2 separate regions of the Mus musculus genome follow, and region 1 is linked to region 2. The links are chromatin loops, found by intact Hi-C in ENCODE. Cell type or tissue: gastrocnemius. All regions are shown on one strand. Links, peaks and the distances in the headings refer to the core of each region. The heading gives the core; the rest is flanking DNA. Region 1 holds the start of Ppan (peter pan homolog). Region 2 has its middle 1.7 kb from the start of Mrpl4.

Region 1 (2,911 bases), core at 253-2,752, 110 kb before region 2:
GAGGGAGATCCTAAAAGGGACATAAGATGCTAAGCCTTGGGGTGAATGCTCTTCCCTTCACTGAAGGACTTTTGGGAAGAGCCCAAGGTTCTGCAATTGAGATGGGGGTGGGGGGTGGGGTTAAAGGGAGAGAGGAAGGTTTGAAAGATTCAGAGTGCTTGCCTTCCAGAGGAAGTTTCCACACTTCTGCCCATCTGCAGACAGGATTTTGGGGAGCAAAGATGGCCCTCAGGATCTGACAGACAACTGCGTGAGCCCCAAGTGTCAGGGACCACTGTGCCCAGGATCAGGACTGCATCTTTATTCACAGAAGGCAGGGTGCCAGGATACTTAGTTGGGGGTATGTTAAGGGCCTCAGAATAGAGGAATGGCTGTTAAGATACAACAGATGGGACTAGCAGAAGAATGAGCGAGAGAGAAGTGGGGGCAGGAACAAAGGAAGGAAATAGATGCAAGGAAGAAAGAGAAAATGAAGGAGTCAAACTAAAGATGAATGAAAAACATAAGGGAATCCAATACTGGTAAGCTGACGTCACTGGCCGATAAAATTGCCTGGAGAGCTAGCTCAGGGTTAAGAGCACTAGCTGCTCTTACAGAGGACCCAGGTTCAATCCCTAGCACCCACATGGCAACTCACAACCATCTGTAACTCCAGCTCCTTTTTCAGAAGTGACACACAAACATCTGTGCATGCAAAATACCCATGAGCATAACACAATTATATTTTAAAACATTTTAGAGGTCTGGCAAGATGACTTAGTTGAGTAGAGACACCTACCACCAAGTCTGAGGATCTGAACTCCATCTCCAGGCCTCATATGGCAAAAGGAAAGAACCAACTCTTTTTTTAAAGAGTTATTTATTATATGTAAGTACACTGTAACTGTCTTCAGAAACACCGGAAGAGGGCGTCAGAACTCATTATGGTTGGGAGCCACCTTGGGGTTGCTGGGATTTGAGCTCAGGGCTTTCGGAAGAGCAGTCAGTGCTCTTAACCGTTGAACCATCTCTTCAGCCTGAGAACCAACTCTTAAAAATGACCCTCTGATCTCCTCATATGCACCACCACAGATTGGCCTAGTCGGCCATCACTGGAAAGAGAGGCCCATTGGACACGCAAACTGTATATGCCCCAGTACAGGGGAACGCCAGGGCCAAAAAAAAAAAAAAAATGGGAATGGGTGGGTAGGGAAGTGGGGGGGAGGGTATGGGGGACTTTTGGGATAGCATTGGAAATGTAACTGAGGAAAATATGTAATAAAAAATATTTAAAAATAAATAAATAAATACAATCTATTTGGAGAGGGGGTGGACATGGTGGTACAAGTCTTTAGTTCCTGTCCTTGGAAGATACGGGCCCACGGATCTGTGTGAGTTTAGTCAGCCAGGAAGGGTGGCACATGCCTCTAATCCCAGCGCTCAGTGTACGCACGCGGATCTCTGTTAGTTGCAGGCCAGCGTGGGCTGCGTGAGATCCTGTTTCAGAATAAAAAACTGAAAGGCCAAACAAAGGGGGCAGTACGCTTGCCGAAACGTTCAGGATAGGGACTCGAACCCTCAAATAATTGTGAGGCCCCTCTCTTTTGTGCAAAAAGGACCACGGCATCTTTATAAAGACCCCTGGAAAGGATTCTCGGTCCTTTAAGCCGTCCGGAGCCAAGGACCGTTGGATGACGTCACTGGCCGGCACGCAGGAAGTGGGAAGAGTTACGAGCCGCGTGGCACCGGAAGTTGGCCACGTAAAGTCCGTCCTCTTTGCGTCTCCTGCACGGAAGTGAGCGGTGTGCGCCGGAAGCGAATACAGAGGCTGCCTCGTGGGGAAGCAGGCAGCATGGGGCAGTCCGGGCGGGTGAGGCGCGGCGGCCTGGGCGGGCATGGGGCACTGGTGGGGTCGCGGCCGAAGCTTGGGCGCTCACCGCCTGCCTGTCGTCCCCGCAGTCCCGACATCAGAAGCGCAATCGCGCCCAGGCGCAGCTCCGCAACCTCGAGTCCTACGCTGCACAGCCGCACTCGTTCGTGTTCACGCGAGGCCGAGCGGGTCGCAATGTCCGGCAGCTCAGCCTGGATGTGCGGCGGGTCATGGAACCTCTCACCGCTACCCGCCTGCAGGTCTGTATCCCTCAGCCCTTCAGCTCCAGGTTCGGGGCTCGGCATCTTGGCGAGGACTTGGGGCCAGAAGCTGAGCGCCTGCCTTCCATGTGGGAGGGCTTGGCTGAATCCCCAGCACCTCTGACCCAGGCTTAATGGTGTGCAGGCGAAATCGGGAATAGAATCGAGGGGGAAGATCACCATAGAGACCATCTGTGGTTACATAGTGAGGTCTTGTGTAAAAAACGGAAAGTCATACTTTGGGGGCAATCGCTAGGTGACTCAGTGGGAAAGGGGGCTTGCTGTTAAACTGTAGTTCAATTCCTGTGCCCCACGTAGTGGAGGGGGTGAAACAGCTCCTGAAGTCCTCTGACCTCCATCTTTGCGTCCCTCCCAACAGGCTTGTAAAAAATACTTTTTAAAGAGTATTTTTGAGTGCTGGGGCAATAGTTTAGGGGTACAGGTAAAACCCCAATACCTCCAGAAAGGAGTGTGTGGTCAGAAATACCATCTCAGAATAATCGTTTAAACGTCTTCTCTCAATGTTTGTGTCCGTTTCTTTTTTTTTTTTTTAAAGATTTATTTATTTATTATATGTAAGTACACTGTAGCTGTCTTCAGACACTCCAGAAGAGGGTCTCAGGTCTCATTACAGATGGTTGTGAGCCACCATGTGGTTGCTGGGATTTGAACTCTGGACCTTCGGAAGAACAGTCGGGTGCTCTTACCCACTGAGCCATCTCACCAGCCCCTTGTGTCCGTTTCTTTCTCCATTTATCAGGTTCGAAAGAAGAACTCCCTGAAGGACTGTGTGGCAGTGGCT
Region 2 (2,911 bases), core at 159-2,658:
CTTGGATTTCAGGTTTGTCAGGAGGACTCCACAGGTAAAGATGCTTGTTGCCAAGCTTCACATCTGACTTTAAGACCTAGGATACCAAGCCGGGCATGATGGTGCACACCTTTAATCCCAGCACTCGGGAAGCAGAGGCAGGTGGATTTCAGAGTTCGAGGCCAGCCTGGTCTACAAAGTGAGTTCCAGAACAACCAGGGCTATACAGAGAAACCCTGTCTCAAAAAACCAAAAACAAAAACAAAAACAAAAGAAAGAGAGAGAGAGAAAGAGAGAACCAATTCCCACAAATGGTCTTTTGATCTCCATACCCACATGTGTGCCCCCAACACAAATGAATGAATGAATAAAAAGATAAACAAACAAATACCAGTAAGAACAAACCCCCAAAACACTAGGTTCTTGGGCCAATGAGACGGCTCAGTGGATAAAGGTGCTTGCTACCAAGTCTAACAACCTGAGCTTGATCCCTGGAACTTATCTAGTGAAAGAAAAGGACTAACAACTCAACATCACCTTCTGACCTCCACATCTGCAGCTTGGCATATGTATGCCCACTCTCAACTGCACATAGAAAAGGCACTGTTGGTTAGAATAAATCCTTGTTTTCTTTGTGGTGCTGGAGATAGAACCAAGGGCCTCATGTATACTTGGCTACCACTGTTTAATAGTTAATTAGTAAATCTAATAGTATATCCTAGAAATGTTCAAAAATATATCAGTGAGGCTGGGGCTCAGTGGATAGGGTGTTTGCCTAACAAGCAGGAGGCCCTGGACTCCAGCCTCAGTACTACACGAACAGCACATAGTTCCACAAGACAGTCATGTTAGCACGAGAAAGGCAGAGACAGAAGATCAGGGTTCATGGTTATTCTCAGCTACATAGTGAGTTCCAAGCTAGGCTGGGCTACATAATACATGTCTGAAAATACATAAACTGATAACAAATGCAAAGACGACGACGACGACAACAACAACAACAACAAAACTATATGCATTTAGCCCAATAATTACATTCTCCAGGGTCTGCTCCACCAGTGAGTTATGGCACTGTGTAGCCTGGAACTCACTATGTAGACCAAGGTTGCCTGAACTCACTAAGAACCACCTGCCTTGGTCTGCCTCTGCCTCCTAAGTGCTGGGATTAAAGGCTTGTACCACCATGCCCGGCCTGCCTTGGTCTTCTGTTGTCTCTTTGATCACAAGGCTCCTTCAGTATTAGAATCCATAATGCTGGTTACTGAATTTTCATCTCAAGCCAGGAATTCCACCCTTTGTACTCCTCATTTACAAAAGAATCACAATTTTCCCATTATCCAGGTGATGAAAAGGAGGTTGGCTCAGAGACCAGAGTCCAAGCTCTGTCCAGCCCTCATAGTGGATGGCAGTGAGCCAGGTGTAAGCTCTCAGCACCCCCTGAAGGTCAAGTGTGGAACAGAGACAAACCATAAACTCTTTCAATTATCTTTGGAGAGGTTCTTAGTGAGGTGATCTGGATCTGTTCATGAGGTAATTTTTTTTTCCCCTCTGCCCTGGGAGAGTCCTAGAAGGACAGGGGGCAGGATCCTGGATTAGATGTGAGTGGAGGGACACAGGGCTGATAGGAGGGATTTCAGAGGGATATAGCCAGCCCTGGAGAATCTAAGAAATACTGAAAGCTTTCTGGCAGGACTTTCATTTAAAGAATCAAACACATCTGGAAAGAGGAGGCTGGAGGATTTCAAGATTACATACTGGAGTTCTCTCTCAACAAATAAATAAACCCCATAGGGGCTGGAGAGATGGCTCAGCTGCTAGGGCACCTAAACTGCACAAACATCTTGATCTTTAGCACTAAATAAACCAGCATGGTGGCACATACATATAATCTCAGGACTCTTGAGGTGGGGGGCAGAAGAATCAGAAATTCAGCCGGGCATGGTGGCGCATGCCTTTAATCCCAGCACTCGGGAGGCAGAGGCAGGCGGATTTCTGAGTTCGAAGCCAGCCTGGTCTACAGAGTGAGTTCCAGGACAGCCAGGGCTACACAGAGAAACCCTGTCTCAAAAAAAAAAAAAAAAAAAAAGAATCAGAAATTCAAGGTTACTCTTGACTACACAGAGTTCAAGGCCAGCCAAATCAGACCCCTTCACACACCAAAGAGAGGGGGAGGGAAGATCAGATAAAATTAGATTCACCTGGTCATGTAAGCATAGCGGTGCAGACAACCAGCAATCCAGACCTCCGGAAGCCAGACAGGGAGACTCTGAACTCAAGGTCATCCTTGGCTACACAGAGAAGCCTTGTTTACAAAAGAATAGGATGGCGTTTGAGATGGCTCAGCTGGTTAGGTGGCTTGCCACCAAACTGGATGGCCTGAGTTCTATCCACAGAGTGAAAGGAAATCGCAACTCCCTTGAGTTGTCTTCTTACTTCCACACTCAAACACAAAAATAAATTAAGAAAACTAAAATAGGAGCTGGAGAGATAGCTCTGTGGTTAAGAGCACTGTCTGCTCTTCCCGAGTTCGATTCCCAGCAACCACATGGTGGCTCATAGCCACCTATAATGGGATCTGATGCTCTCTTCAGGCATGCAAACAGAGCACTTATATGTATAAAATAAATAAAATATTTCTTAAAAGTAAAAAATTAAAATACATATATATTGAAAAAGCGAAAAATAGCCACATGACATGGACATGGCACACACCTTTAAAATTTTTTTCTTAATTTCCAGACAGGGTCTCACTCTGAAGTCACTATGTACTATATAGACCAGGCTGGCCTCGAATTGCAGTGTTGCTTCTGAGTGCTAGAATTAAAATCATGCAACACCACGGCCCAGCCCAGCACACATCTTTAGTCTCAGTACTCAGGAATCAGAATCATGTGGATCTCTCTGAGTTCGAGGTCGCCCTGCGCTGCATAGG

Evidence for each region. Hi-C counts contacts between places; a loop is a spot of excess contacts. Peaks named below come from ENCODE experiments on the same cell type or tissue, not always from the same donor. Only the 100,000 strongest peaks of a DNase experiment are listed, where the experiment ranks them.
Region 1: it touches region 2 in a loop (2.8-fold over the local background); 7 of 42 quality-filtered maps call a loop at or near these places.

What each region holds. Positions count from the first base shown.
Region 1 is chr9:20,886,469-20,889,379 of GRCm38, forward strand. It overlaps Ppan (peter pan homolog), which reads left to right and starts at 1,707. Exons shown (of 11, transcript NM_145610.2): 1 at 1,707-1,849; 2 at 1,939-2,109; 3 at 2,870-2,911. The coding sequence starts at 1,832. In gastrocnemius, for the core only: a CTCF peak has its summit at 1,535; a DNase peak (open chromatin) is centred at 1,724; H3K4me3 peaks cover 1,743 bases; H3K27ac peaks cover 2,277 bases.
Region 2 is chr9:20,999,588-21,002,498 of GRCm38, forward strand. It overlaps a transcript of Mrpl4 not described here. Among named protein-coding and RNA genes, the nearest start is that of Mrpl4, 1.7 kb to the right of the region's middle. In gastrocnemius, for the core only: a CTCF peak has its summit at 1,409; a DNase peak (open chromatin) is centred at 1,404; H3K4me3 peaks cover 8 bases.